2 separate regions of the Homo sapiens genome follow, and region 1 is linked to region 2. A link is an interaction called in ENCODE POLR2A ChIA-PET data of the cell type or tissue named here. Cell type or tissue: B cell. All regions are shown on one strand. Each heading gives the region's core, and the rest is flanking DNA. Links, peaks and the distances in the headings are about the cores only. Region 1 holds the start of LHX1 (LIM homeobox 1). Region 2 overlaps AATF (apoptosis antagonizing transcription factor).

Region 1 (15,269 bases), core at 4,788-7,287, 71 kb after region 2:
GTGTATGTGTAGTTTTGCGAAGGTAGAAGAGTTGATACGGAGGGCTTTACATTTAGAATTTTGCAATTTTGGCAAAAACAAAAACCAAAAATCCAGATAGACAAAAAATATATATATAGTCCCACCTGATGCACGGCAGGTCGGCGTTTCTGAAGCTATAAGAGTTTTTTGTCGCTGTTGTTGAACTCTGAGACAACACTAATAAGGGATATCCCAGAGCTAGAACCCTCCTGGCTGGCCCGGGAGCGCCCTGGGCCGCTTCACTTCCTTCACCCGGCTGTGCTCACGGCCTCCCTCCCCACGGCTCCTGGCATCGCCAACGGCTGTGCGCACCCGCGGCTGCCCTGGACGTCTTTTCGCCGCCCGCCTGCCAGGCGCACACGCCCGCGGGGTCTGTCTACGGATCCGGGTCCAGGTGGGAGTTGGGGAGAGGTCTGCGTTTCCTTTGGGGAGCCCCAGTTCTGCACGTCGACAGCCAGTGCGCGGATCCCAGTCCCACCTCGAGGCCGATTTGGATCCTATTTCGTGTCCCCCTTTTCCATCCGGTCTCCCCAGAAGGAGAATGGTTCTCGAGGCTGGAGGAAGGGGGTGGGGACTTGCTTTTTATGTTTTTTTTTTTCTATTTTTCTTAAATAAAGGTTCATTTCTGTACAACCACGAACTCCGCAGACCGTGCGAGACCCCGCTACCACACGGCCGCCTCGTTCATTTCGGGGGGGTGGGACAGGTGGTTTCCGTAGCTCGCCCCACCGTTGACCGACAGCGACGAGAAGGGCGGGCTGGGTCCGAAGACCTCGGCCGACATGGAGTGCAGAGGCCCGGGCAGGCTGGGCTCGGGGCTGGGCGAGTCCCCGGGTGGGTGCGCCAGGATGTCGGTAAACCGCTGCGCCTCGCTCGACGGGTGGTGGCCCGGCAGCGGGTGCTCCAGGCCACCCAGGGGCGTCCCGGACGGCCCAGATGACGGCACGAAGGGTAGGTCCACTGGTGTCTGGGCCTGCGAGGACGGGGGGCCTTGCGGGAAGAAGTCGTAGTTGCCCCCGGGCCCGTAGTACTCGCTCTGGTAATCTGCGGAGCGGCGGGGAGGGCGCAGGACGTCAGGGCCCGGCCGGGGGCCGGCGGGACCGAAAGGGAGGGAAGACGCGACCTCGGCGGGCTGAGGAAGGCCGCGCGGGGAACTCGCGGATCGCGGGGAGCCCTCGCGGGCCTGGGTGCAGGGAGGAGGCTGGGCGCAAGCCCGGGAGCTGCCCCTTACCAGCTACCCCCGTTATTCAGGGCCGTGAATTGGGTCCTCGGTCTCGCCGCCTCCCCTTGATTTACTCCCAGCCTTCTCCCTACTCGCCCCAACTCTCCAGTGGCTTACAGAGAGCGAGGCGTGCCCCCCCGCGCTGCCACCCGCTTCCAACGAAGCCCGCCCCGACCTGGCCGCGCCCCGCCATTCGGCGCGCACCCACCTCCGTAGAAGGAGAAGGGACCATTGGGGATGAGCTCGCCCGGCTCCAGGCGGTCCACCAGCGGCCGCATCCGGCGCGGACTGCGGAAGAAGGCGTGGCGCCGGGCGCCCAGGGCGCTCAGCTGCTTCATCCTCCGCTCCTTGGAGCGCCGGTTCTGGAACCAGACCTGCAGCACATGGCGGCGGGGTGAGGCCACCGAGACTCCACCCCCGACCCCGGGGTGCTCCGGGCCTAGCCAGCACCCCTTCACCGCCTGGCTAGCCGACACCGCGCGCGCGCGCTTGTGTGTGTGTGTAGGGTAGTGGTGACGGTGCGATCTCTGACTAGGACCACTCAGGGCGGACCCTGAGCCAATGGTGAGCAGGAATCCCACAGGAGGACCTGGACAGGCCGCCGTGTCTGGAGGGGGAGAGTTGTGGTATAGCTGGAGTTTTTCTAACAGTCACACTATCACAGTTACCGCTTCTCTGGGGCTGTACACACATAGAGACTACGCCTCTCCAAAATAATGTCAGACACACACCGCGTTTCCATTTCACGGTCTCTTGCAGCAACCCTCCCCCCAACCATGACAGAGACACAGAAACAGCCTATGATACCAAAACCTACAATCTCCTTTTCACACCCATGTACAATCTCACAGTGCCAAACATACTTATCCACAGCCTCTTGCCAATAGTGACACAGACACACGACTTCTCATTCATGTACACAGGTTCTCACAGTCTCCTGTAGGCCTCAGGGCCTTCCGTGTTGCACACATGTGCACATGCACAGCCAGCCTCCCAGGCAGGTACATCCACCCACAGCCACGCAGGGCATCAGGCCCGGTGAACCGGACACCTAGCACTGAGCCAGAGACTCCCCCTGGCCTGGAGCTTCAGCAGTCTCACCTCCTTTCCGCCCACAGGCCCAGCTGCCTCCAGGTAGGCTCCCATACCCAAATTTCACTCCAACCCGCTGGAAGCAGAGCTGACTCCCGGCGGAACCACCTCTCTTTGGAGGGGAAGTCCCTGATCTGGGGCTTGTCTAATTGGAGCAAGCGATCACAAAGTTGGAGTTGCAGACTTAGGAAGAGTTCACTTTGTGCAGAAGGCAGAGGGACTGATTGACTCTGGGGGACACTGAGACTTCTCTGACCCTTCCGAACCCGAGGTGGGGTGGGGTATGTGCAGAAAGAGGGCTCCCCACTCTCTCCAGAGTGTTCAACAGTTCTCCTCCTCCAGCCTCTGGCTGAACTCCCGTCCCTCCCCCTCCACTGCCACGATCACCTCTGTTGGGCTGGGAAGAGGACTTTCTAGATGCTCGAAGGCATCAGGCATTTCATAGGTCCCGCAGGCTCGGGATGTGTCTAGGCACCCCACCTCTGGACTCCATCTCTCACTTCTCTCTGGATTCTGGGCTCTCCTGGCTCGGCCTGGGTGCCCAAAGTGGCAGTGTGGGCCTCTGTGGGATGGAGAGGCGCGCCGGGGCCTGACCTGAATGACGCGCATGTTGAGGCCGGTCTCCTGCGCCAGCTGCTCGCGGATGTGGCGGGTGGGCTTGGGTGTAGCAGCGAAGGCGGCCTTCAGCGTCTCCAGCTGCTTGGCTTTGATGGTGGTGCGCGGTCCCCGCCGCTTGGCGCCCAGGTTCTGGTCGTCATTCTCGTTGCTACCCGCTTCCTTGTCCGACACGTTGGCGCTCTCCGAGTCCTTGGCGTCGTCCTGCGACGGGTCTTGGGAATCCGGAGACAAACTGGGGTCACTGCCCGTGGTGGCTAAGAGGGAAAGGACAGATGAGCCGGGGCCTTGGCGAGCCTTCCTCCCCCAGGACCCGCTTGCACCTAGCCAGCCAGGAATTGGGGCCTCACCCGAGTGAAGGCTGTTCTCTTTGGCAACACTGCTGTTACTTAGGTAATCCTCTTTGCAGACGAACTTATTCTCGTCGATGATGTAGAGTTCCTCGCCAGTGGAGAGCTGCTTGTTACACATCATGCAGGTGAAGCAGTTCAGGTGAAACACTTTGCTCCGCGCTCTCCGCACCAGGTCGCTAGGGGAGATGCCCTGAGCGCAGCCTGCGCATTTGGTACCGAAACACCTGCGGGGGGGTGGGGGTGGGGGGCGGGGGCGGGGATGGGTCAGCCAGGGGCAAGGGGAGACAGGCGGAGAGAAAGATGACAGCGAGAAAGAGGGAAGATGTAAAAAGTGGAGGAAGTAGGAGAGGAGGAATGGAGCACAGAAAGAAGGGAAGAGAGAGATAAAGAGAGGCAGAATTCCGGTTAAGCAGGTGAGGAGGCAGCAGGAGAGAGAGCGCGGCACCAGGGAAGAGTTAGGGAGGGGATACACGCGGTTAGAGCCAGGGGCCCAAGCTACCCGCCAAGCCCCAGCCTCACTCCCAGCGTTATCCCAGAGGAAAGATGCATCGTCTAAAGAAGGTGGCAAGGCAGTGACCTGTGTGGGCGGGGGGAACGGGGCACTTATTTTCCGATTAGATTCAGAAAAGTCGAATTACAATTAGAACTCTATATAAACGTGCGCGGAGCGCCGCTTTTCTCTCCTTCATCGCAAAAGGACCCGCACATAGGCATGGGGTTGGCGATGTCTAGCCCCGCTGTTGGTAAACAAACATAGCCGCGGAGAGCCCCCCTCCGTAGCCTTAGCGGGGCCGCCGCCACGCTCTTGCCTAAAGCGGGACAGGTTGGCAAAAGCGGGAGCTGCGGGAGCTGGCTCTGGGCGCTCTGCCGCGGGTTGTGGAAGCCAGGCTCAGGGACCCACTGGCAGCGGGTACGAGTACGGTTTGCCACCCTCCCGCTATGATCCAGTCCTTGAGGAAAACCGGGCAGCCCGCGGAGGCTCAGAGGCTCAGCCTGCGCGTTCTCCCGAAATACCAGCGAGCACGGAGCTTTGCTTCATGGTTCCACGCAACCCAACCCCAGCCACGAGTCCTGGAGCGGCACTGGGGACAGCGCGTCTTGGCCCTCTGAGTGGCTTTGAATCCCTCTTCCTCCTGCTCCCTGGTTTGAACTATGACCACAAACTCAGAAAAGCAGAGACCAAGTCAGCCGAGTAAATTGCGATATTTCACATCCGTAGGGTGGAATTACAATTCGCATTTGTGCCCGTTCTTCTCTGTTGACTTGTGTGTTTGTGTGAATGGAGCGGCAAAATTGTGAGTGTACGATAATATAATTAAAATGCTAAACGAATAAGGGGGGTAGGGAGAAGTCTCCCCACCAGCAAGCTGGAGGTCTCGGCTTTCCCCCAGGTTTCATCAAGGAGGTTGCTGGCTGTGGCTGGCAGTTTCCTAGGAGGACTACTGAGCGGAGCCCGTGGGAGTCGGAGTCACCTGGGGCTGAAGCCGAACCACCAGACAACTTCGGCAGCCAGGGAAGCAGGAAAAAGCTCCGGGCACTTCGCAGGCTACAGTGCAGCAGTTTGTCCAGGTCTGCACTCGGAGGCATGTCCGGGTTTGGGGAAGACCCCCGGGCGTGCAGGATCGGCTTTAAGGCCGAGTTCTTTCCTGCCGCTGACAGGGCAGTTGGCCCAGACACTCTACGCAAAAGGCTCGGAGCTTACCGCCAAGACCGCTCGGGGTCGGAAAAGGTAGTGGCCGGGAGGGAGCCTGGGCTCTGCCTGGAGGGCAAACAACCCCGAAGGCCTGGAGAATGCAGTTGCTGCAGAGCTTGGCTCCGGGAAAGACAGCAGTCCGGGCTACAACGCCCGAGGCTGCCCTGTCTCTTCCAAGCTTGAAGGGGCTTCTGGGCCGAGTCAGGCTCAGACCCTTTCTTCCCAGGCACATGCAGCCAAACCCAGACCCATAGTTTCCAGGATGCAAGCAGGGCCGCGTCCCGGGCTCCCAGCGCGCCAGCTGGCGGAGAGGCGGGCGCCCGCGGGACTTGGCTGCCCTCTCTAGAAGCAGTTCCTAACTGGGCAGCGAGGCCACGCTAACCTCTGATCCGAAGCTGGCCGGGAAGGGCCCGCGGGGAGGTAGCAGCAGAGGCGTGGGAGGAAAGTACTCACCGGAAGAAGTCGTTCTTGCAGTAGAGTTTGCCTTCCCTGGAGAAGCACTTCTCGGTCAGGTTGCATTTACATTCACAGCACTGGACGCACTTGACGTGCCAGGCCCTGTCCAGCACGTTCAAGAGAAAGCGGTCCAGGATGGGCCTTTTGCAGCCGGCACAGTGAACCATGGTCTTTGGTTTGGTCTGATGAGGCCCAGAGAGAGAGAGGGGCAAAGTAGAGCCCAGGGGATGACTCCTGAAGACAATCGGCACGAGCTCCCCAGTCTCTCCAAAAAGAGGACACACACTCGGCCGTGCAAGCCAAAACTCGCACCAGGAAATCAAAGTAGGGTGGAGGAAACGAGGCTGATCGGGGCCTGGGGGGGCGTCTCAGTGAAGTGTGCAGCCGGGGAGTCCCGGGGCCCCGGGCTGGAGCGGCGCCGCCTGAGCTCCCGGGGCGAGGAAAAGAAGTCTCAGGCGGGAGAGAATGCGACCCTTCTGCTCAGAGCCCGCGGAGGAGTGAAGGTCAGCGAGAACGGCGGCGGGAACGGAAATAAATAAATAAAAACGGAGAAGAAGAAGACGACGACTCGCCGAGCTCGGGTTGCGAGGAAAGCGCCGCTGAGTTCTCCGGGGCTTGAGGTAGAGCTGTCAGAAGTCAAAGTGCATCTGCTTTTGTCGGGGTATGAGGGCGACTGTGTGCGTGCCAGGCTGCCCACCACTGGGATTTCCCCCCTCTTTTTTTAAAAAAGGGAAGGAAAGAACAAAAGGAGCAGAGAAGCTTTGGATCCTAAACTGCCGGCATCGCGCCGCGGGTCTGGACGCGCCGAGCGCCCGCGCTGGGCCTGGGGGAGGGGGCGAGGGCCGACCGCGGGAGAAGGGAAAGAGGGGAGGGTAGGAGGAAGATCTTGGTGTTGATTGCTGTTGTTGCTTAGGTTTCCCCGCTTTTGGAGAAGTGTTTGTGTCAATCGAAAACAGAGAGGGACAACTCCGTGCGGAGGCAGCCAGGCGCACTCGCTCCTTCCCTACCGCCCCAGCCCAGTCACCTCGGCCCTTGGCCTGCCTGGCGGCCTCCGTGTCCTCAGGGCGACCCTCCCTGCGCCCGGGCTCCTTCGGGAGGCACTACGGGCTGGCTTCTCACCGCGCCTGGCCGTGCATCGTGGCTCCAGTCACAACTCGCGGCCGCCTGGGCGCACAGCCCCGCATCGCTCGGCCCACGCTCTGTCTGCCTCCGTCTAACCCCACAGTCGCTCGACTTTCTCTCCTTTTCCTTTTCCCCTTCTTTTTTTCGTTGTGGTGGCAAATCTGGGTTTCCTTTCTAGCCTCCTTCCTTTTTTTTTTTTTGTTTTTCTTTTGCAGCGGGAGGAGTCGGGGAGGAGGGGGGCAGCTTGGAGAGCTTTAAAAAAAAATGTCCTGGCGCAGCGGCTACAGTAGGCCGGCGGCTGGAACGGCTCGGCGCGGACCGCCGCTGTCGCCGCCCGGGCCGCGGCTCGTTGCTGGCCCTCCCCGGGCGCGTCCCTCAGTCCCTGGTCTCCTGGCCCAGTCGCCGCCCCGGTGCGTCTCTCCCCAGCTCCGGCGGCTTGGTCACTGCTCCTGGCTGTTGGCTGAGCTCTGGAAGCCCCCTCGCCTTAATGCAGCGCCCGCTGACGTCACTGCGGCCTGCGACCAATCAGCGCCTCGCGGTCCCTCTGTAAACCATTCTGCATCCCCCGGCCCGGGAGAGTGCGGGGAGACCGCGTTTAGAGGATCAGTGGCGGCGGCACCCGCGGCCCCGCGCGGCGCGGACGGCGGGCAGCACCGTGCCTGGGCCCCCTCCTGCTCCGGTAAGGCGTGGGTTTCGATGGGAGGGACAGAGAGAGAGCGGGAATAGGCGCAGGCGGAGGCCAGAGTTCTGCTGTAGAGTGGGGGTAGTCCAAGACCGAGCCTTGTGGAAGGTTGGGGTGCAGCCGGGTCCGGAATCCCAGGCGGCTCCCCTGCACTGCTGGGCTTTGCAATTCAGCGGCTGTTGCCATTGTCCCCCCGTACTTTCTTGAGCTGGAAGTTTGTCCCAAGCGCAGCGCACATCTTTGGAGGGGGAGGAGGCTCTTAGCAGCAGAATCTCCCTCCTCCCGTCCCTCTTTCTGTGCCCCCTCCCCCAATCCATCCAAAGTCCACAGGGTCCGGGTCCTGGGCGAGCTGAGTGTCTGTCTCCCGCAGAGCACTCTTGCAAAGTTGATTCGGGCGGTTTCCTGATGGGGGCGGGGAGACCGGAGGCGCGGCGCCGGCGCGGGGGAAGGAGTGGACCGGGAAGCGCCTCGGGTGAGGAGTTGCAACCCTGGCGAGAAAGTTGTGAGAAAACTGTGATCCGGAGACACCTTTTACGTACAAAAACAAACGACTAGGCGGGAAACCGGGGGCTCCAGCGGCGGCTGGGGGTGGTGGTCGTGGCGTTGGGAAGAGGGAAGGAGGAGGGGGGGGTGCCGGGACGCCACGAAGAGGCTGCAGTAGATGGGCGTGCAGTGCATGGGCAGCGTGTGCCGGGATTCCAGTCCTCCCCTGTCCAGGCTTCGGGTTGGCACCGGCTTCCCCAGACAACAGCAAACCACACCCTCCATAGTTCACTCCTCAGGGAACCCGTAACTCCCTAATCCCGCTCTGGCTAGGAACTCGGGACCGCCGCCCCCAGGGGCCTATTTTCCCACACGTGGGGGACAGATCCTGGTCTAGAGTGCCTTCGCCTGGAAGAGTTACTGTAGTTTTTCGGAGCACTCAAGTCAAACCCTAAATTCCGTTTCGACCACACCTGTTCTGGGTGGGCTTAACCAGGATTTCTCCTGAAGTGGAGTCTGAAGGTGGTTGGGCTGGGCGGTCCCACTTTTGCTCCCCGTTTTTGTGCTTCGGGGGAGGGGGTGCTAGGAAGGCTCATTTGGCCCGAGCATGGAAGGCAGTGATAGTGGGCGTCCCTCCGGAGCTGGCTGGTATTGTGGAATTGGCCTTTGGACCCCACTCGCGATGCGCAGACCAGACGGAAGCTGAAACGGGGGAAATGCTCGGGGAAGCGGAGTCGCAGTGAACCTGGGCTGGCAGGGAATCCCGCTGTGCAGATGGAATACCCTCTTCGGACGAACGGGGAAGCTGCTTCAGAGAATCTGGCTTGCGCTCCGTGGAACCGTGGGGTTTTAGGGCTTTGCCAACGCCCCTTTGCTGACTCCGCCCGCACCGCCCAGCAACCTCAAGGCCCACAGGCAGCCCCCCGCCTTGCCGCCGGCGTCACCATGTCATGGAAACCGAAGCCGCGGAGACCCGCAGTGCGACTCGTTGGCGTTCTGCCCTGACCCGTGGGTGCCGGGACCCTAACGCCTTCTCCACACCTTCTTGCACATACACATGTGGGCTCCCCGCTGCGGGCCGGAGGAGCGTAGGGGACTAGTCAGCTCCGGCGCGCCGCCGGCCTCCGCCGGTCGCTCCCAGACCCCGACGCGGGGCAGGGCAGAGGATGGAGAAGGCGGTTCTGCGATCTAGGGGGCGGGCTCCGCGGGCTCGGACTCGGCTTCGCGCTCCTCCTGCGGACCCGGCACTTCCCGGCGGAAGACGACCGGTACTCGGTAGGCTTCTGGCACCCCCGCAAGCGCCAAAAGCCGTGTGGCATGGGGTCCCCACTTCTTCCACCCGGACCCCCAGGCGCCTCCCAGCCTGCTGCGCTGCGTGAGGCCTGCGGGGAGGGGGCCAGTCCAGCCCTGCTGTCCTCACACTCCTCCCCTCCCCGCAGCTGTCCCGGTTCTCGCCGCCAGCGCCCTCGACCCAACCGCCCCTTTCTGGAATCTATAGTGGCCCCAGTCCCGGGTGGCTTGCCTCCGCCCCCGTCCCAGCTGGGCTCCTTCTCATGCAAAGCAGAGGGGTCACGGTGGAGTGTGGGGCGGTCAGTGGGACCTACCGGACGACAGCTGGACCTAGCTGTCGGCCCTTCCCCAACCCAGGGCCTGTCACCTCCCTCTGGTGGGCAGGAGGAGGTTGCTCCATCCATTTAGGGGTGTAAGAACCTTGGGACCTAGGTATAGGGGAAAGAAGGCCCCTCCCCACAGACGGACCAGCGAGGCAGGAGAGTTGAGGATGAGGACAGGACGCTCGCTCTAGGGCGTCAGGCTCCGCTCGTCCTGGTGTCCAGATGGCTCAGTAAACAGGTCCGCAGGAGCCAACCCTGGCGTCTCTGCAAGGGGGGCCAGGAGCGCAACTCAAAGTGCGCCTCTTGGCTCCAGATTCTAGGTTTGGAGTCCAGATTTAACTCCTCCACGGGGACAGCACATTAGACAAATGGTGGGTTTTGTTTTGTTTTCGTTTCCATTGAGCTTTTGTTTTAAAACATAATCGGTCGCAGGGACATGGAGAGAAAATTGACCAGGCTTTCTAAATTCGCCTTCTCCGAAGCCGCTCAGCTCAGCTCTGCATTTAAGCCAGTTCCGTTCAGCGAAGAGCACCAACCTTCCCTCCTCACCTTCCCGGCCACATTTATTGTCTGCATCCTCAACTACGCAAGCGTTTTCCTACCCAATGTCCTCCACAGACCCACAGCCACTTACACCGCCCAGGACCTGTACATTCTGGACCAGGGTCCGCGGGGATCATTTTCGCCCATAGCTCGGTGACTGCAGAATCCTTTCCACCCTCCTCCCAGGCACCCCCGGATACGGCCCCAGAGGGCCTAGGAGGTGACTTTCACAGTCCAGGTTTCTTTTCTTGAGAAGCTCCTTGACGATCAGCCCCAGAGGGACCCTGGTCAGAACCCGGGTTGGAGAGGGTTCTGTCAGCTCTCTCCAGCTGCCATGCAGTTTGGGGAGCCTGAAGGTGCCCCTCTCAAACTTCCACTTCCCTTCCTTCCCCCGCCCCCGCCCCCTCCAGGTTCCAGAATGACGCTCGGCCCATGGACAGAGCCTGCCCAGTCACTCTCGGCTGCTATTGATCCCGAGGATGATGGCCGCCCCTAGCCATTTCCCTCCTCTCTCTTCGGTTCCAGAACAGCCCAAGGAGCAGAAAAGAGTGACAAGGCCGTGAAAGGAGGCGCCTGGGGCGTAGCCGGCTCTAGGAGGTTACCCCATGCGGAGTACACACCCTGCTACACCCATCCCGGAGGAGGGAGGAAATAGCCAGCCCGGAGCACCCCTGGACTCTGCCGGTCCCAGAGGCCACGCAAACTCCGCCCAGACTCGGTGAGGCCGCGGTAATGCCACGCAGGGAACTGCGTGGATAAGGTCGCTCGGATCTGAGCGCCAAGGTCTCCCGCCTCTCCTTCCCGTCTAGTTCTCTCCGGACTCAAATTGCCTTAATCTCACCCATCACTCTCTCATGGAAATGATCTACTCGTGTGCAGTACTTCACAGCTTGTATCACGGTCTCCCCTGAACCGTATAGCAAGAGGGTGGTGGGGGGTGGAAGAGAAGGGTACTATCTCCACTTTCCCGGCCAGGAGGCCCAAGTTAGGAGGCTTGTCCGAGATCCCTAGGTCAGAGCACTATTTAAGGTGAGAAGTTGGGTGGGGAGCTTGGCACCTTGCTCCAGTGTGCACTTTGCGCCTGGCCATGTTTTATAAGCAAGGGGGGCTTGGGCTGGTTAAGGGGGAGCAGGGACCGCAGGGCCAGGAAAGGGCAGCATCCGGCAGGCCGGGGCGTCACGGTATGTGCCTGGCCTGGGTAAACAACTCTGGCTTCCCACGAGCGCTGGAGGGACCCTGGGCATGGGGCAGGGGCGTGGGGGAGGGGGGGCAGGGGCGTGGGGTGGGGCAGGGAGCGGGTGGAACAGCGAGGTCAAGCGTGGAGATTCCAGTTGCGAGTCAGCTCCGCGCCGCGGAGCAAAGACAGGACGTGGATAATCTTGGGAGGGAGACGCTGAGCTGAAGAACAGAAAAGAGAGACAGAGGCAGAAGTGAGGAGAGAGGGACAGGAAAAGAAAATAAAGGCAGAAAACCAGAGAAAAGATGAGACGGAGTGCGGAAAAGCAGGCGGGGATAAAGAAAGGAAAGATCTGTCGGGGAAATGCGGGGAGAAGTGGAGGAAAAGAAACAGAAATTAGACCCAGAGAGAGACCCTGCCACGAAGAAGGCCGCGGGGACGGGCGCGGAGCCGAGGGCCCTGCAGGCACGGAGGGGGCGTCCCGCGGGTCTGGGGGTGTGCGGCTTTGGGACAGGCGAGTGCGTGCTGAGAGAAAGAGGCAGCGTGTTTGGTGGGAGACTCTGCGCCCGTGGAAAAGCGGCTCTGGGCAGGAATCCAACAAATAAATAAAACGTCTAAGACGGCGTGACAACAATGTGTATTTGGGTGCGTGCCCGTGTTCCTCTGTCTGAACACCCAGTAAGGAAGACAAACGGGGCTCGTGCCTCACAGTAATTAATCCTCTCACTAATTGACTCTCTCCCCTTACCTAATGGCGGTGGTCACTGCCGATATCTGGAGAGACATCAAGTTGGGGGAGACAGAGAGAGAGAACCCCAAAGCTAACGACCTTTGGGACTGAGATTGAGTTTTTTCTGGACTTGGCAGCTCTAAGCCCTGCCCCCACCTCCACTTTTGGGCAGAGTTCCATAGATATTGCTGCCTTCCTTCCCCCTCCAGGTTTTGGGCAGCATTAATAAAGATCTCCTCAGATTAGGGTGATGTGGTTACACACACTGAAGCCCTTCTACCGCCCTCCACCTTGGGAGATCAGTTTCAGAGGCTGAAAGCCACCCCTGTCCCTGGGACATTTCTTACCTCCCTGCAATACCAGCTCCCCCTCCCATGTTGTTCCCCCAGGGGCCCAGACCCTGCACCCTCTTCTTTCAGGCAGTACTAACTCTTCCAAGGACCTGGGCGGTGTCCCGCAGTCCCCTAAGGCAGGTGAGGTTTTGAACGGGCTGAGAAGCAGTCTGGGGTTGATGGAAGGAGAGTGGTGGGAGGTCAGGGCAAGGATGGGGAGAGGCTTCCAGAGACAACCTTCCTCAGACTTGGGTTGAGAGACACAGAGGCGCAGAGAGGCGCAGTTGCCACCAGGCAAGAGAGAGGCCTCTAGGGACAAAGGAGGGAAAGGTGGGCTCTATGCACTGTGGGAAGGAGCGCCAAGTGTGTGAGAGGCAGGAAGGTGGTCATGTCTCTGTGACTGTGAGGGTGACAGTTCTGGTCTCTCTGTGTGAGCATGGGGAAGCCCCCTATGTTCCCTCACAGCACCCTCAGTTCTTAGACTGGGGAGAAGAGGCAGGGGACTGGTCTGGGACTTGATGGTCCCCTTGGTAGCTGAGTTGGCTGGAAGGGGTCCAACGCCCACAGTCTGTCTGGTAATGCAGCTTTGAGGCTTAGGTTTGGGAGGTGAATGTCAACTCTCACCCCTGTGAGGTGGCAGCTTTGCTCTGTTGGCCTCCTCAGAGGCTAAATAAAGAAATGCTGAGATCTATAAACCACCCAGCCCAGAGAGAAAAAGGAGGGAGGAAGGGCAGCTCCCTAGAAAAAAATCCACCCCCTCCCCACCACTAAACACATTTTTAATTGTCCCTTGGGAACATTTGTACATTTGACCAAAGCAAATCTCAAAGCAGCAGCAGCAAAATGAGTCAGAGGGGCTGGTGGTCCAGAGAGAGCTGGGGATCGGAGATGGGGAGGTGAGGAGAGGTGGCAGGCATGTTTGGGAAGGTGAGAAACTTGGTTCCTTTCCCACCATCTCTGTCAAGCTTTAGAAAGAAAGTGAGCAGGAGAAATAAAGTTCCAGGGGAAAGAAAGAGAAGGGCATATAAAAGGCAAATCCAACCCAGAAAGGAAAGAAAGTGAAGAAGAAAGAAAAAGGCAGGGAGGGGGGAGAGACTATAATAAAAGAGGGTGAAGGCGGCCCCAGGAGGCTGGGCCTCGTCCCAAACCATCCGTCTTCATTGTCTCCGTGTGTGCAAAGGCAACTCTGGCATAAGGAAAACCCACTATTGGAGCCGAGGCTTTATTTTATATCCTATACATCAGGAGGGAGGCAAAGCTTTATTTTCGCCAAGAGACAGATATTTTATTTCTCTCTTACGGTTTTATGTGTGAGAGATGTCAGGTTGCCACAATGGATGGCTAATGCATAGGCAAGAGGAAGCCGTGTTGGCATGCTGTGTGTCATGGGGTCTTGTGGGGGTGAGCGGGCCTGGGATTTAGGGCTGATGGGACACTCTGGGGGATTTCTGCTAAAACATCTCTCTTCATAAATCCAGAAGCATGGTCAGCTCAACAGGGAGAAGAAGGAGTTTTAGAGGGGAAAGAGTTGGGCTTAGTAATAAACGAACACACAAAGGAACCGCTTACCTTCCAACAGCCTCGGGCAACAGGGGCACGACAGCCCCATGGAAATGCAGACACCCATGTCCACGCACACAAGCGCCATTCACAGGGAAGTATTTTCCTGACACAAAATCCAATGTCAGTTTCCTTTCCTTTCCCCGTTTTATATTTTTCCACCCCCCTTCACCAGAAATCTTTTTTAACCTCCTCAGAGCCTTGGGGGAAAAGAGCCATTAATTTGCAAATCATCTGATCTGTGAAAGGATCAAGATGCCTGGTTTTCACTGCTAAATCCAACGTCTTGAGTGGACACAGAGGCACACACAAGCCCGTCATGCTGCCAACCCTTGGGAGCATAGGTGCCAGATCTGAAGCCAAGAAAAGACTCCCTCTCCTCCCGGGACCTGCAGCTGAATTAAGCCTTAGATTCCAAACTGCATAATGTTCATATTTTTAAACCTGGAGAGAAGTGGAGAGATGAAGGGGGACAAAAAGAGGGGGAACTTTGTTAATTAACGTGTTCCATTCAGGACTTAGACTAATTGTCTTCCCCACTTCCAGCCGCCCCCCAACCCAAGCCATTTCTTACAGGAGTTGCTTTTATTCATTCTCATGTTCTACTTTTCTCATTTTTGGATTAATATCTACTTGTTTAATATCTACTGTGGCGCAAAAACGTGACCACGCTCTTTCTTTTCAGAGGGTTGGAAGCAGCACAGGATTCCTAGACAAGGAGCTTGGAGACTTGGCTACACTGTCCCTGGCCATTAGGGAAGACGTTTAGCCTTTCCGGGCCTCAGTTTTCTCATCTGTAACATGAGGGGATTCGGCTAAATGATTACTGAGGTCCCTTCCAGCTCCGACCTCCTCTGGCCGAATGAGATAATGTGTGAAAACACTTTGTGAACACTAACACCGGACAGATGCCAGGGATCATTATTGCAATTCTAATCAATCCTCTTTTCTCCACATGGATCTTGGCTGTTTAGTGCCAGCAAGCAGGCTAAAGGGGGCTGAAAGCAAGAAAGCTTAGCGGACATGGAAAAGCTCTGTGCAGTGGGAGGGAAAAAAAAAACCCTGCATCTCCAGAAACATTGTGTCTCTGTGTGCCCCCTGAGGCCTAGTGGGAAGGGTTGGGGAGGAGGAGGCCTGACTTGGTATGACCCATTTTGGTCTACATGGCGGCAGAGAGTGTATTTCTTCAAAAGCATTGTTGGTCTCCAAGTGACTGACATGGGAACCTGATGGGAAGGCGATTTGCAATTGTTTTTTTCCAGGAAGAAAGAAAGAGCAAGGTGTAGCTGATTAGCAAGTTAATTATTTCAGTACCCCAAGGGTTCCAGTGTGGTGGTAAGTTGTCCAGCCCTGGTGTAATTTCACAGTCTGTGCATTTCCTGGTGAGCACCTGGGGTGCCCGAGTCTGTCTCTTTCTCTTTCCACCTGCCTTGTGTCTTCCTGACACACCTGGGGAGATGAGCAGGGGCTGGGGAGGTTGATGGTACAAGGTACACATTCGGCTTAGGCTGCGGGTGGGGGCCACACCAAGAACAGGGTGGAGGAAGCCCAACTGATGCCATCTACCTCCGCTGA
Region 2 (15,269 bases), core at 8,057-10,556:
CGATAATAGAACTATAAGTGCTATATGCAGAGAAAGAGAAACAGAGATTAAAATTCCAAAAATCTTCTGAGAGAAATTTAAGAGAAGACGCTAAGATAAACTAGTTCTGCTAATCATCTGTCAATAATCCAGGTTTGGCCTTAAAACTTGTTTCTTCATAAAAATTAGCAATGATTTTGTAGGTGAGGCATGGTGGCAATAGAGATATTTCATCAAATCAAATAGCTGAAGCCTGTGGGCTTCAGTGGTTCAAATGAAGAAAGAGAAATAAATTCCTCTGAAAGCAGATCTCTTTCTAATTTCATATGTTTATGTAAGTAGGCACTGGAAGAAGTAAAACAAATTTATAAAAAATATTCACTTCCAAAAGATGAATCTTTATTGCAAAAGGGAAAAGGATATCTCAATTGCAATTAGAAAACCTCCCATGATGTTTTTTCATTTGCTTATTTTGGACATTATTACTACAGCAATTATGTTTAAGAATGCAGGGACCAGAAGCCGCTGGTTTTATTATCACTAGAAAACAGCAAGCTATTTCTCTACCCTGTTTATCTGATTGATTCCCAACATCTTTCTGGCAGCCAATCTATCAGTTTATCTCTCCTACTTCATCACAGTCACTTCTGGCAGCTAAATACAAGATCCAAATCCAGTGTTACACAGACATATGACACAGTAAACCTATGTAACACTGCTGCTGTGTAAACAGCTGCCCTTAAGGCTAAGCAGAAATGGGCTTCTGGTTCCTAGTCAATATTCTGTCAAAAGCAAGGAGTAGGGGGAGTGAGGGGGAGTGGTTAATAATAATAAAGAAGAAGAAATAAAAGAGAAAGAAAAATAAAAAGGAAGGAAAATAATGGAATAACTGCATTTCATTGCCCTTACCTCGTTCCAGCCATACAAAAGATTACAACAACCGTTCCTGGTTTTCCTAATTTTCTCAGATCCCTTGAGACTGGGCAATCAGGGTCACCGGGGTGCAAGTGCTCATGGAAGGCTGCCCCAGCACAACAGGGTGATCCTCGGGAAGAATATGCCCTTGCCAAAGGCTGGAAATTGGAGCTCCCCACTGCAGTGGTCTCTGCAATTCCAACACCAAGTTGGTGCAGCATTTACTTTCAAACACTTTGTGTACTATACATATTCTGAGCTGCATTTTCGCACACAAGTGCTTTGCATAACTATTTTTACTCATTCATGACTTGGAAGATTGTTTTATTGGTCTATCTAGCTAGGTCTAGTTTATTCAGTCCAATATTTCAGAAGATTCTGTTGTGTCCATGGTAAGAAAAAGAAAGCAACAACAACAAAAAATACAGTTAAACAAATGATTCCCGTGGCTATTACTATTTTCCCAAAGCTACCACTATCACTGGGTTTAAATTTAATTAGAAAATTGCTTTCAAAACAGTTGCTAAAAAAAAAAAAAGAGATTTGAGATATTGGCTGAAGAATTCAATTTTACTTCTGATTTTAATTTGTATAGCTTTAACTTTACAAATAAACCTTTCTACTAAAATTCAAGTTTCTGTTACAATTATTAGAGCTTTTTATTTCAACAATGATGATATAGTATTTGTAGTAATTTTCTATGTGATTTGGAAAATGGAGAGAGAGAAAATGTTTTTGCTCTAGTCTGTTAAAATTCCTCCAGATAATCAATTCGGAAAGGCTTGATTATACCTCTAGTTCTAAGGGAAAATCATAGATACAGTTAGGTTTTCAGGTTGGCCACAGAAACCTATTTAACCCATACCAATATACATGAGGAACAGGACTAATAGTACTATTAAGCATCTAATCAACATTTATAATACTTTCATTAGAAAAAATGCATGCTAGAAACAGTTAAAAATGGCAGATTGAACACATTAGTTTATCTCTTCTCAACCCCTCTAAGAGACAGTTGAGGAATAAAATAAATATTAACTCCTAAGAAAAAAGAGAAAAGGAGCACTAATGTGTGCATATTTTCATAAATTTTTCCAAGACAGTAAGGAGATGGAGAAGTTATCACCCAAATGCCCAGAGTGAATAAAGGTGAAGATGAAGCTAATTGTATTAGGCCGCAGAATTCCTGTGAGGATCAGCTCTCTGGCAGTTACCACGCAAGGTGGGAAAAAGAGAAGGAGCAGAACCACTTGGGCCTCCTCCATTATCCCACACAGCCAAGTGACTAACCACCTCTACCACCCACCTCCTCTCGTGAGAGAAAAGAAATTTTATTCTTTGGAAATATTGAACCACAGAAGCTCCAGAATAGAGGATACCAGGCAAAGAAGGCTGGAATGAGGTACAAGGGAAAGGCTCTATGTTAATCTCTGAAACCTCTCCCTTTCTCCCACCTCATTTGTAGAAAGCTAACATCCCATTCTATAATTTCCTAGGCAGGAAAGCAGAGGAGCCTTTTCTGGAAGAAACTGAATGGTGTCTGCCCTCCCACCCCCAAAATTAGATTTCAAAGTTGCTATGGTCTTCTGCATGTGTCTCCCAAAATCCGTATGTTGAACACTTAATCCCCAATGCAACAGTATTGGAAGGAATGGCCTTTGGGAGGTGACTGAGTCATGCAGGCTCTGCCCTCGTGGATGGGATTAGGCGTCCCTCTAAAAGGGCATGATGGAGGGAGTCTGTCCCTTTTGCCTTTCCACCTTCTGCCATGTGAATTCCCTCAGAAGAATTCAGCATCAAGGCACCATCTTGGAAGCAGACAGCAGCCCTCTCCAGACAACAGAAACTGCCACCTTCTTGTTCTTGGACTTTACAACCTCCAGAACTGTGAGAAATAAATTTCTGTTCTTTTAAGATTACCTAGTCTGTGGTATTTTACTATAGCAGCACAAACAAATAGATATATAGAAAACAAAGCAAACAAATACAAATTCTGACATCCAAGGCTACTCTAACAAAGAGGTCAGTTCACAGCATAATTATATTTAAAGAAGCCAAAAAGCTCTGCCCAGGTTTCAGAGATTCCGAATAATAAACTTTAATGCTTTACTCTTAAATATGAACAGACAGTTAAGGATCGCCTGCATCTGAGGAAATCCTCATGCACAAACCAAACAAATAGAAAAGAGACTCAAGGAAGCAATGCAGAGAACAAAATAAATAATTAAAAAGGAGAAAAAAACCCCCAAAACTTACAATGAATATCCCAAGAGTGGGAGAGGGTATACTTTGATAAGAGCAGGATGCTGTGAAAAAGACTAAAATGAGAAATTAAACACTAAACAGAAAATTTTAAAAAATCCAACAGAAGAACTTAAATGAATGAAAATCTCTGATATAAAACAAAAAGAAAGCCAAAAGGCAAAAAGATAATATCCCCTTGCTTATTTGCAAGACAAGACAAAAATTTAGAGGATAATCCAGAAAGTCAAACATCTAACTAACAAAGGCTGGGAGAAAATGTTTGAAGGAATACTGAAAATTTTCCCAAATCAAAGAAAGAACAGGAATACAACTGCAAAGACCTAGTGCAATGAATAAAAAAGGGCCTCTGTCAAGACACATCATCATGAAATGTAGAACACCAGAGGTAAAGAGAAGATCCTAAGCAGTTAAAGAAAAAACAGGTTACATATAAAGAGGTGATCATATGTCCCAGTTTACCAAGAAAGTCCTGGTTTACACCTGTTGTCCTAATATGCTGTCAGACTAGCACTTTACCTGTCCCAGTTTTGATAATAAATTATACAGTCGCCCTACATATTAAAGAATGGAAATCTGAATGGGAAAAGACGTCTCAATAGCAAGAGCAGATAGCAGAGGACAGCAAGGTACCTTCAAAATTCTATGGAAAATGACTTCCAGACTCAAATTCCATATACAGCCTTATTATTATTATTATTATTATTATTATTATTATTACTAAGACAGTCTTGCTCTGTCACCCAGGCTGGAGTGCAGTGGTGCAATCTCAGCGCATTGCAGCCTCTGCCTCCTCAGCCAAATTATTAACCAAGTATAATGAGAGTTACATAAATGCATTTTTCATACACGTAAGGACTCAACAATTTACTTTCTGTGTACTCTTTCACAGAAAGATGTACTTCAGTAAATGAGTATACTAAAATCAAGACATAAGATATTAGAAACGAGAGGTCTAACTCAGGGAAGAAGCAAAGGCAAGTCCCAGGAATACAGCCAGCAGGCCTGGTGTGCAGCCACGCCAGAAGAGTCCAGAGAGCTCTAGGATGAGGTCTCCAAGGGGAAAAAGTAGAAGGGAGGTGCAAAAGGATAGGTTATTTTATATATTCAAGGCATGTGGAGTATATAGGGAAAAACAGCAATAGTTACACAGAAAACTAGGCAAATCTTTTAAAAACAGGCATTATTAGCTCTAGGAAAAAACAAATTTGTAAGAAAAATGTAATCATAATATAGCGCTTGTTCCTATAGTTGGGATGTTTGTCCCCTCCAAACCTCATGCTGAAATTTGCTCTCAATGTTGGAGGGGCCTAATGGAAAGTGTCTGGGCCATGGAGGTAGATCCCTCATGCATAGATGAAGTCCTCCCTTGGTTGTGGGGAGTGAGTTCCCGCTCTATTAGAGCCCAGGAGCTGGCTGTTGAAAAGAGCCTGGCATGCCTCAGTCCTCTAGCCTCCTCTCTTGCCACGTGATCTCTGCACATGCCAGCTCCCCTCCGCCTTCCTTCATGAACAGAAGCAGCCTGAGGCTTCCACTAGAAGCCCAAAATTCCCAGCAGCAGAAGAGTGAACCAAAGAAACCTTTCTTCCTCAAAAATTACCCATTCTCAGGTATTCCTTCATAGCAATGCAGAACAGACTAAGACACTTGAGAACAACATTTACTTAGTAATAATAATGTAAACACTGACTGACAGCCATACTAGCAGGTATGATACATTCTCATTGCAGCTTTGATTTGCATTTCCCTAATGGCTAATGATGCAGAGCATCTTCCTGTGCTTACTGGCCATTTGTATATCTTCACTGGAGAAATGTCTATTCAGACCCTTTGCCCATTTTAAAATGAGGTTATTTGTCTTTTTGTTATTGAGCTGTAAGAGTTCTTTATATATTCTGGATACCAGTCCCTTATTCATTTTCCTTCTGTAATGTCTTTTTGCTTTCTTGAGAGTGTCATTTGAGGCAGGAAAGTTTTTAATTTTGATACAGTCCAATTTTTTCTTTTGTCATTTGTGTTTTTGATTTGTATCTAAGAAACCATTGCCTAACCCAAGGTCATGAAGCTCTACTCCTATGTTTTCTTCTAAAAGGTTTATAATTAATAGTGTAGCTCTTATATTTAGGTCTATGATCCATTTTGAGTTAATTTTTATATATAGTGTAAGGTAGGGGTCCAACTTCATTCTTTTACATGTGGATATCCCATTATACCATTTGTTGAAAAGACTACTTACCCCACTGAGCTGTCTTGGCACCCTTGTTGAAAAACCAAGTAACTTTAAAAGCATTTTGGCTTTATGACCACATATTCCTTGGCTTTCTGAATTTGTGACCCAGAGTTATTGATTCCTACTTTTTAGGCTTCCACAGTTCATAGCCACAGATGCTTGAGAAGGAAAAAGCTTGGGGCAACCCTCTATCAAACTTACTTAGCCTAGCTGAGTCAGGGTTCCTCAAACTTCCTCACTGGGAGATACAAAAGCAGACTCAAAGGATTGGGTTTACTCTTCCTGTGAATTCCCTCTCTCTCCCACAAGACTTCTTAGTGAAAATGTATCTATTTTTGCTCTACCTCCTGCCTTACCTCCTTTTTTGGTTCTCAGCTCCCTAGTCTTTCAAATTATCCCCAAAAGGGCCGGGTGTGGTGGCTCACGCCTATAATCCTAGCACTGGGAGGCCAAGGCAGGCGGATCACTTGAGGCCAGAAGTTCGAGACCAGCCTGGCCAAGATGGCGAACCCCGTCTCTAGTAAAAATACAAAAAAATTAACTGGGCATGGTGGCGCATGCCTGTAATCCCAGCTACTAGGGTGGCTGAGGCAGGAGAAATCGCTTGAACCCAGGAGACGGAAGTTGCAGTGAGCCAAGATTGCGCCATTGCACTCCAGCCTGAGCAACAGAGACCTCAACTTAAAAAAAAAAAAAATTATCCCCAAAAGAAGTCTCTTGCAATTTTTATATACCATATTTGAGGCATACAAAAAATAAATTGCATATACTATAATTTCAAATAGTTGGGAAGGAATTACTATACCTTCCTATAATACAAAATTGGCACAAAATGACCTATTCCCCAACTATATGTTCCCACTCCACATTGCCCATTCACTCCCGAACCAACAACTCCACCACCTAATATTTCTGCTTCCATTATTCTATTCAAACTACCTGTGCTAAGGTCTCAAGATCTCTATGTCTAATGGGCATCTAGCACTACTCATCCTATTAGACTTCTTGAAGCAGCAACTGACACTGGACTTTCTCACCTCACTGAAACACTCTTTTCTCGGTATCAGTGAGGCATCTCTCTGTCTTTACTCCACATTCAGCCAGCCCCTCTAGCCAGCCATTAAATACTGCCACTCCTCACGACTCAGTTCCAATCTTTATTTTCTTCTCACTCCACAGGGTTTCCCCCAAGAACTTCCTTCTGTTCTCAAGGCTTCAATGACCTAAGAGTTACCCCTGGAAATTCCTCTTCCCTTACACCCAATATCTCAACTATCTCAAGTCTTATATTCACGAATTTGTCCACTTTTCTCCATCTCCGCTGCCTCCACCCAGTACAGGCTACTATCATCTTCATTCACCCCATACTTTTTTTTTGTTTTTGAGGCAGAGTCTTGCTCTGTCGCCCAGGCTGGAGTGCCGTGGTGCTATCTCTGCTCACTGCAACCTCCACCTCCCGGTTTCAAGCAATTCTCCTGCCTCAGCCTCCCGAGTAGCTGGGATTACAGGCGTGCACCACCACGCCGGGCTAATTTTTGTATAAATTTTTAGTTGAGACGGGGTTTTTCCATGTTGGCCAGGCTGGTCTCGAACTCCTGAACTCAGGTAATCCACTCGTCTTGGCCTCCTGAAGTGCTGGGATTACAGGCGTAAGCCACAACACCCGGCCCTCATACATATTTTTTGAGCACACTGGAGAAACAAGAATAAAACAGACATGGTCTTGCCTGAGGCAGTGTAATGATTTCCTCTCATTTACTCTTGTCCCTCCATTTTTGTCTCCTCATTGTACTCAAGAGTAGTATTTTCAAAAAGCAAATGTGTCAGGACATTTAACAGGGTACCACTAGGGCCCTTGTCTACCTCTCCAACCTAACCCACCTTCCGCCTCTGTGCTGCAGGCCCACCAGGCTTCATTCTGTACGTGAAATGCTCCGTGGGCCCTCACACCAGAGGCTGCTTCTGCATATGCACTGCGGGAACAGGCTTCCCTAGCCACTGACCTCCCACGCCTCCTCCTCTACTCATTTGTTAAATCTCCACTTCATCTTCTCTTCCTGAGGGAAACCTTTCTTAACCACAGCTGCACTCACACACATGCACCATACCTTTGCTGTTCTTACTGTACACTGTACTCATGGACTCCTTGATAACGTCTACCTCCTCCCCTTGCTGACTGTATGCTGTGTGAGAGCAGAGACTCCATCTGAACACAATCACCACTCCATCCCCTTCAGGGGCCCCTTGAAGGAGCTCCATATATACACAGAGGGGAAAATAATAATAATAATAATTTTTTTGAGATGGAGTCTCGCTCTGTCGCCCAGGCTGGAGTGCAGTGGCACGATCTTGGCTCACTGCAAGCTCCGCCTTCTGGGTTCACGCCATTCTCCTGCCTCAGCCTCTCAAGTAGCTGGGACTACAGGCACCCACCACCACGCCCGGCTAATTTTGTTTTTGTATTTTTAGTAGGGACAGGGTTTCACCATGTTAGCCAGGATGGTCTGGAGCTCCTGACCTCGTGATCCGCCCGCCTCAGCCTCCCAAAGTGCTGGGATTATAGGCGTGAGCCACCGCGCCCGGCCAGAAAACAATTATTTCTGAGAGAAAATACCATATCTGTGTTTGCTTTATCATTTCCCCCACCACACACACATACCATTTCAGTGTTTTTACACAAAAGGAGTCAATATACAATAACCTGGCTCTAATCCAGGGCACCATTATCGACCTAGGAATAGAGAAACCTACCTGTTTTTTGTCAGTTGTTTTTGAACATATCTTTGTCATTGCCATTTTCAATGATATGACTTCCCCACACAATATTCTCCTTCTCACATGTCTTACATAGGCCAGATGACCTACACAACAAACACATAGACTGGTCTATTCAACAAATCTGCATGGTTTTTTTTTTTTTTTTTTTTTTTTTTTGAGACGGAGTCTCGCTCTGTCGCCCAGGCCAGACTGCGGACTGCAGTGGCGCAATCTCGGCTCACCGCAAGCTCCGCTTCCCGGATTCACGCCATTCTCCTGCCTCAGCCTCCCCAGTAGCTGGGACTACAGGCGCCCGCCACCGCGCCCGGCTAATTTTTTGTATTTTTAGTAGAGACGGGGTTTCACCTTGTTAGCCAGGATGGTCTCGATCTCCTGACCTCATGATCCACCCGCCTCGGCCTCCCAAAGTGCTGGGATTACAGGCGTGAGCCACCGCGCCCGGCCTGGATGGTTTTAAGCGGATGAGAATTATCCTTTTTTCCCCTCCCCATTCCAAGAGTACTTGAATTTAAAATAAAAAAAACCATTTAACTGGGGCCAGGCACGGTGGTTCACACCTGTAATCCTAGTACTTTGGAAGGCCGAAGTGGGTGGATAACCTGAGGTCAGGAGTTTGAGACCAGCCTGGCCAACATGGTGAAACCCCATCTTTACTAAAAATACAAAAAAAAAAAAAAAAAATTAGCCGGGCATGGTGGCAGATGCCTGTAATCCCAGCTACTCGGGAGCCTGAGGCAGAAGAATCACTTGAACCCAGGAGGTGGAGGTTGCAGTGAGCCGAGATCGCGCCACTGCACTCCAGCCTGGGCAACAAGAGTGAAACTCCATCTCAAAAACCAAAACCCAAAAACCAAACCAAAACAAAAAAGCCATTTAACTATTTAAACTCATTCTTTGACTATTAAAATGATACAGATCTATACTCCCTCTTGTGTCTCATTTCCTAAAGGAAAAAGTTGGTTCTTCTCAGGAAATGAGAGCAAGCACATCTTTGGTGCTTCCTCTATACTCCCCACAAACCTTAACCTTTCCTGTAGTCTCTTTAAGTTGGTCCTTTTACTGCAAGACAGATGTCTTGACATCTTTGTAATAAAGGTCTGAATTAATTTCAGTTACAGTGTGTGTGGTTTTAGAGACAGGCCCTTGCTTTGTCGCTCACACTGGAGTGCAGTGGCATGATCATAGCTCACTGTGCCCCTGACCTCCAGAGCTCCCACCTTAGCCTTCTGAGCAGCTGGGACTACAGGCATGCATGCCCAGCTAATTTTTTCCAGTTCTTGTAGAGATGGGGTCTCTCTATGTTGCCGTGGCTGGTCTTGAACTCTTGACCTCAAGTGATCTTCCTGTGTCAGCCCCCCACACTGCTGGGATTACAGGGATAAGCCACCATGCCCAGCCTAGTTACAGGATTTTCTATTTAAATATCTTTTATCTATGAAATAGGCTTGTCAAATACCAGTTACAGGTTTCCATCTCCCACTCTCTAAGAGCTAATGCTTCTAGGTATGAATTTTCACTTATGTGAAGTGTGTACTGCACAGTTCAATCTAAGTGTAACTATCTGCCAAAGAGTCTGACTTACCTGTCTTGAATTCCAGCTCTGCCCTTTACTACCTGTGTAGTTTAAGACAAGTTCCTTGAGCTCCCTGAGATTCAGTTTCCTCATCTTATAAAGTGGTAATTATACCTCACAAAGTTGTTTTGGGACTTAAAAAGATGATAAAAGTAAAGCACTCAGCAAAACGTAAGTATTCAATAAACAGAAATACTGTGGAACATCAGATCATGCTCATAGATAGTCCCTAAACCCCATTTAGGTTAAAATAAATCATCTTCCACAGCTAAATCGCCACAGCTGCTAACAAGCAACAAGTACAGTAATTCAATTTTCCTTTCTACTGATTTTCAAACATAGGTAACAAATAAGATGTGTAACAAATAAGAGTGAAAGGATAAAAATGTAACAAGTATAGAAAACCCGCAAAAATGGTAAGTCATACATTTAAAAAGTATGCTATGGGTTAAAGGACTTTTCCAAACTAGATCATGAGAAACTGGAGCAGAAGTCATCCTCTCCTTTATCATTTATTCTGTTTGAACTATCTGCGATTCTCTTTTCCTGACCTTCAGCTCCCCCACAATACCCTGATTACACAATTCCTTTATGTAGAAGGCCTCCTTCCAACCTCAGAGTATCTAAAATCCTGGCCATCCTTCTTTGAAAGCCCAGATCAAATGCCATGTCCTCTTCGCTGGAGCCTTCTCTAATTCCCTGAAACTATTATTTTTCTCCCTTTTCTGAATTCTTCGATACACACTCACCAAGCGTTCTGGTTATTTATGTTTATGTCATCTTGCTTGCTTGACTATGAGCTTCTTGCAGGCAGGGGATACATCTGACTGAAACTCTTACCCCTAATACCTGGAACTCCACCACTGCCTTTGCATACAGTGATTATTCAATAATATTTCTAAGGGCTGGGCACAGTGGCTGATGCCTGTAATCACAACGCTTTGGAAGGCTGAGGCAGGGGGATCACCTGAGGCCAGTAGTTTGAGACCAGCCTAGGCAATGCAGTGAGAACCTGTCGCTAAAAAAAAAAAAAAAAAAAAAAAAAAATTAAATTAGCCAGGTGTGGTGGCATACACCCATAGTCCTAGCTACTTAGGAGGCTGAGGTGGAAAGATAGCTTGAACACAGCAGTGTGAGGTTGCAGTGCGCTATGACTGCACCACTATGGTCCAGCCTGGGTGACAGAGTGAGACCCTATTTCAAAATAATATTCCTAAAATCAAAGAGTCAAGTAGCAAGCAGTCTTCTAGATTTTGTCAACAAGCATGAAAAGCAGCCACCTTTTGCAAGGGGAAGTGCAATATTTACAGAATGACACAGGGAAGAATGAAAGGAAATCAGGTTATGCAAATAAGGTCTAAGAAGCATCTTAATACTAAAGTTACAAATAGTCCACCTTTGGTTACTCAAATAAGAGAATGTATAGCTAGAGGCTACCACTGAAAAAGTCAGCCTAATTCTGCCTCACTGCCCTTGGTCTTTAAGGATTTGATTAGTTTTTCCACTTTTTGATTCTGCGTTGCAGCATGCCTCCACTCCGGAGCTAGCGCTAAGGCCTATGATTTGGAAGAAATGATAAATTCATTCATTGAATAAAGCAGTACTATTTTCTCAGCACAAGCCCTAAAATACTTCAAAGGCCATAATATTTCACTAAGCTTGGCCATTGGGTTAAAATTTATTAGTCAACACAGAAAACTTTCTCATCAGACCCCATATATTTCCATTAGGCATGATATATCGTGTCTCCCAATGTCTAATTATTAACTAGAAGTGTAAGTAAATCACTATCAGTATTAGGCCCTGATGAGTGAAGACAGAGTAAGAATTAAAGCAATTCAAATGCTAAAAAACTTGCCAATTTGCTTTTCTGTTTCCAACAAATAAAAGGAATTTTACAAGGACTAAGTGACTGACTTATGCAATTCTTTTTTTTTGAGACGGAGTTTTGCTCTTGTTGCCCAGGCTGGAGTGCAATGGTGTGATCTCAGCTCACCGAAATCTCAGTCTCCTGGGTTCAAGCGATTCTCCTGCCTCAGTCTCCCTACTAGCTGGGATTACAGGCATGCACCACCAAGCCCAGTTAATTTTGTGTTTTTAGTAGAGATGAGGTTTCACCATGTTGGTCAGGCTGGTCTCGAACTCCTGACCTCAGCTGATCCACCCGCTTTGGCCTCCCAAAGTGCTGGGATTACAGGGAAGAGCCACCGCACCTGGCCCTCTTTTTTTCTTTTTTAAATTTAAGGAAACCTCTTTTTTTTCTTTTTTTAGAGACAGGGTCTTGCTCTGTCACTCAGGCTGGAGTATAGCGGCACAATCATAGTTCACTGTACAGCCCTGAGGTCCTGCGCTCAAGTGATCTTCCTACCTCAGCCTCCTGAGTAGCTGGGACCACAGGCGCAAGCCACCATGCCTGGTTACTTTTTTTACTGTTTATTTTTTATAGAGATAGGGTCTCACTATGTTGCCCAGGTTAGTCTCAAGCTCCTGGGTTCAAGCAATCTTCCCACCTTGACCTCCCAAAGTGTTGGGATTGCAGGAGTGAGCCACTGTACCCAGCAAGCCATGCTTTCTAATCCATACTAAAAGTAACAATGTACAGAAGGTGCTGTTTAGATTTTCCAAGAGTTCCCACTTCAAAAATTCTGCCCATTGGTCACTAGATGGATGTCTTGGTGTGTACCTCCCCCTCCATTTATAATAAAGGCAGGAAGAAGGGTTTTAGATCCTCTCAGATACCAGCTCAGTTACTATTTTTTAGCATTATTTAGCAGGGTTTCTTTTACTATATGTCATTTGTGTTTAAAGAATAAAAAGGAAGTCATTCTGAACTAGAGAACGATTCACAAGTAGGAAACTGAAAGGGTAGTACTAACTTGTATTCTGTGATTATGTCCCTTAAGAACCAAAAGCCCAGCTGAAATAAATCTCTCCCTATATTTCCAGCATTCTCCCTCTAGCCTTCAGATGCCAATAATTCTTCAGCCCCACCAGAATCAATAAACCATCAATCCTGCCACCTTTTCAGCATCCCTCTTCCTCTCCTCCTGTGCTTACTTCTCTCCTTACCCAGGTGAATGAGATTCCAAAATCCATCAGGATAATCACCCCTGATATACACCCTGAACTCCCCTGCAAGCTATCCTTTTGTCGTACAGACCCACAGTCCCTTAGGGATAGATGTATCTTGGAATTCAGAATGTTTCATATTTTAGAAAGGTAATACACTGCATATGTCATAAATGTGTCAGCGGAGTCTGGGGCAGCACCCCAAAGTCAAACACAAAATTTCTGTAGCAAAATATATATTCCCACATATATGTGATAAATAAAGCCTATAAATAGCTTCATGTTCATTCAGATCAGGTGCTGCCACCACAATAGTTTGCCAAACTTACCAAAACAAACAAAACTACGAGTTTTCAGATTTTTAATCTCGGAATTGTTGGCAAGGGATTATTTCCCTGTACTTCGGTGGCAAAACCCCAAGCCATGTTAAATCTCAGTACCTGCATCCACATGGATGAATGTAGTGAGAGAAAGACCAGATCTTGCAAACTGGCCTCACTTTCATATTACCAGTAACCTGTGGGTCTTTTAGGCTACCTGACAGTGCAGCTACGCTTTCCTAGTCCATTCACTCTCTGAGGTAACTTTTTCTTACCCTCTCTTTTCTCAAACCTCCATATCCTCCTACATCTTATCACTCTCGGCTCCTTCATTCATAAGAAATACCATAAAATAACATAGAAGCACTCACATGAGGACTCTGCACATGCTCTCACCCCTTACCTCCCTGCAACTGTACTCATAAGTCCTGCCTTCCCTCTATCCATCACACCAACCCCTCCCTACTTGTGTACTGACCAGCAATTCCTACCTTTTTCCTGCAACATCCATTTTTACCTCTCTACGGGATCATTTCCATCAACATACAAAATACATCTCCTATCTTAAAACTCTCTCTCAAACCTTCCAGCAGCTGTCCCATTTCTCTATTCCCATTACAGCAAACCTCCTCAAAGCTGTCTATACTCACTGTCTCCAATTTATTTCCTCTCACTCTCTCTCTTTTTTTTCAGAGTTTAGCTCTTGTTGCCTAGGCTGGAGTGCAATGGTGCGATCTCAGCTCACTGCAACCTCCGCCTCCTGAATTCAAGCAATTCTCCTGCCTCGGCCTCCCAAGTAGCTGGGATTACAGGCGTCCGCCACCACGCCTGGCTAATTTTTTGTATTTTTAGTAGAGATGGGGTTTCACCATGTTGGCCAGGCTGGTCTTGAACTCCTGACCTCAAGTGATCCACCTGCCTCGGCCTCCCAAAGTGCTAGGATTACAGGCGGGAGCCACCAAAAAAAAGTCTGCAACCTCTACCTCCTGGGTTCAAGCGATTCTCCTGCCTCGACCTCCTGAGCAGCTGGGAGTAGAGGCACATGCCACCATGCCCTGCTAATTTTTTGTATTTTTAGTAGAGATGGGGTTTTGCCATGTTGCCCAAGGCTGTTCTCAAGCTCCTGATCTCCAGTGAACTGCCCAACTTGGCCTCCCAGAGCACTGGGATTACAGGTGTGAGCCACCATGCCCGGCCTCCTCCCATTCTCTCTTGAACCCCCTCCACCACTCTACTAAAAGAGTTCTTGTTGGTCAGACATGGTGGCTCGCACCTGTAATCCCAGCACTTTGGGAGGCTGAGGCAGTCAGATCACTTGAGATCAGGAGTGTGAGACCAGCCTGGGCAACACGGCAAAACCCCATCTCTACTAAAAATACAAAAACCAGCCGGGTGTGGTGGTGCACGCCTTTAGTTCCAGCTACTTGGGAGGCTGAGGTGGGAGGATCACTTGAGCCTGGGAGGCAGAAGTTTCAGTGAGCCCCACTGCACTCCAGCCCTGGTGACATGAGACCCTGTCTCAAAAAAAAAAAAAAAAAAAAAAAAAGTTCTTGTCAAGGTCACCAATGACTTCCACATTGCTAAACCAAGATCAATTCTCTCTCAGCCCTCATCTTACTTAATCTACCTGCAGCATGAAGATTTACTCCTGTTTTTTTTCTAAAAGTTTAATAGTTTCAGCTCTTATGTTTGGGTCTGTGATTCACTATAGTTAACTTTTGTGTAGGTGTGAGGGAAGGCTCCATCTTCATTCTTTTGCATGTGGATATCCAGTTGCTCCAACACCATTTGTTAAAAAACAAAACAAAAAACTGTTCTTCTGCCCACTGAATCGTCTTGGTACTCCTGTTGAAAATCAATGAACTATAAATGTAAAGGTTAACTTCCGGACTCTCAATTATATTCCATTGATCTATATGCCTAGCCTTATGCCAGCACCACAATGTCTTGATTATTGGAGCTTTGTGGTAAGTTTTGAAACTGGAAAGTGTGAATGCTCCAACTTTGTTTTGTTTTGTTTCCAAGATAATTTTGGCTATTTTGGGTCCTTACATTTCCATATGAATTTTAGAATCAGCTTGTTAATTTCTGCAAAAAAAAAAAAAAAAAAAAAACAGCAACAGGAATGTTGATAGGGATTGTT

The links. Peaks named below come from ENCODE experiments on the same cell type or tissue, not always from the same donor. Only the 100,000 strongest peaks of a DNase experiment are listed, where the experiment ranks them.
Region 1: POLR2A ChIA-PET joins it to region 2 with 6 read pairs; 4 of 35 experiments call an interaction of 5 or more read pairs at or near these places.

Annotation. Positions count from the first base shown.
Region 1 is chr17:36,928,548-36,943,816 of GRCh38, reverse strand. It overlaps LHX1 (LIM homeobox 1), which reads right to left and starts at 6,342. Exons shown (of 5, transcript NM_005568.5): 1 at 5,450-6,342; 2 at 3,301-3,527; 3 at 2,930-3,207; 4 at 1,452-1,617; 5 at 1-1,065. The coding sequence starts at 5,619. The coding sequence ends at 686. It overlaps LHX1-DT (LHX1 divergent transcript), which reads left to right and starts at 7,156. Exons shown (of 3, transcript NR_135671.1): 1 at 7,156-7,253. RefSeq lists a silencer at 2,446-2,631 and enhancers at 2,502-3,025, 4,508-5,349, 6,192-7,035, 7,294-8,208, 10,037-10,952 and 2 more. In B cell, for the core only: no CTCF peak of the experiment used is centred there; DNase peaks (open chromatin) are centred at 5,306, 6,026, 6,986 and 6,996; H3K4me3 peaks cover 1,653 bases; H3K27me3 peaks cover 2,500 bases.
Region 2 is chr17:37,002,875-37,018,143 of GRCh38, reverse strand. All of the region lies in intron 8 of AATF (apoptosis antagonizing transcription factor), which reads right to left. Among named protein-coding and RNA genes, the nearest start is that of MIR2909, 23 kb to the left of the region's middle. In B cell, for the core only: no CTCF peak of the experiment used is centred there; no DNase peak of the experiment used is centred there.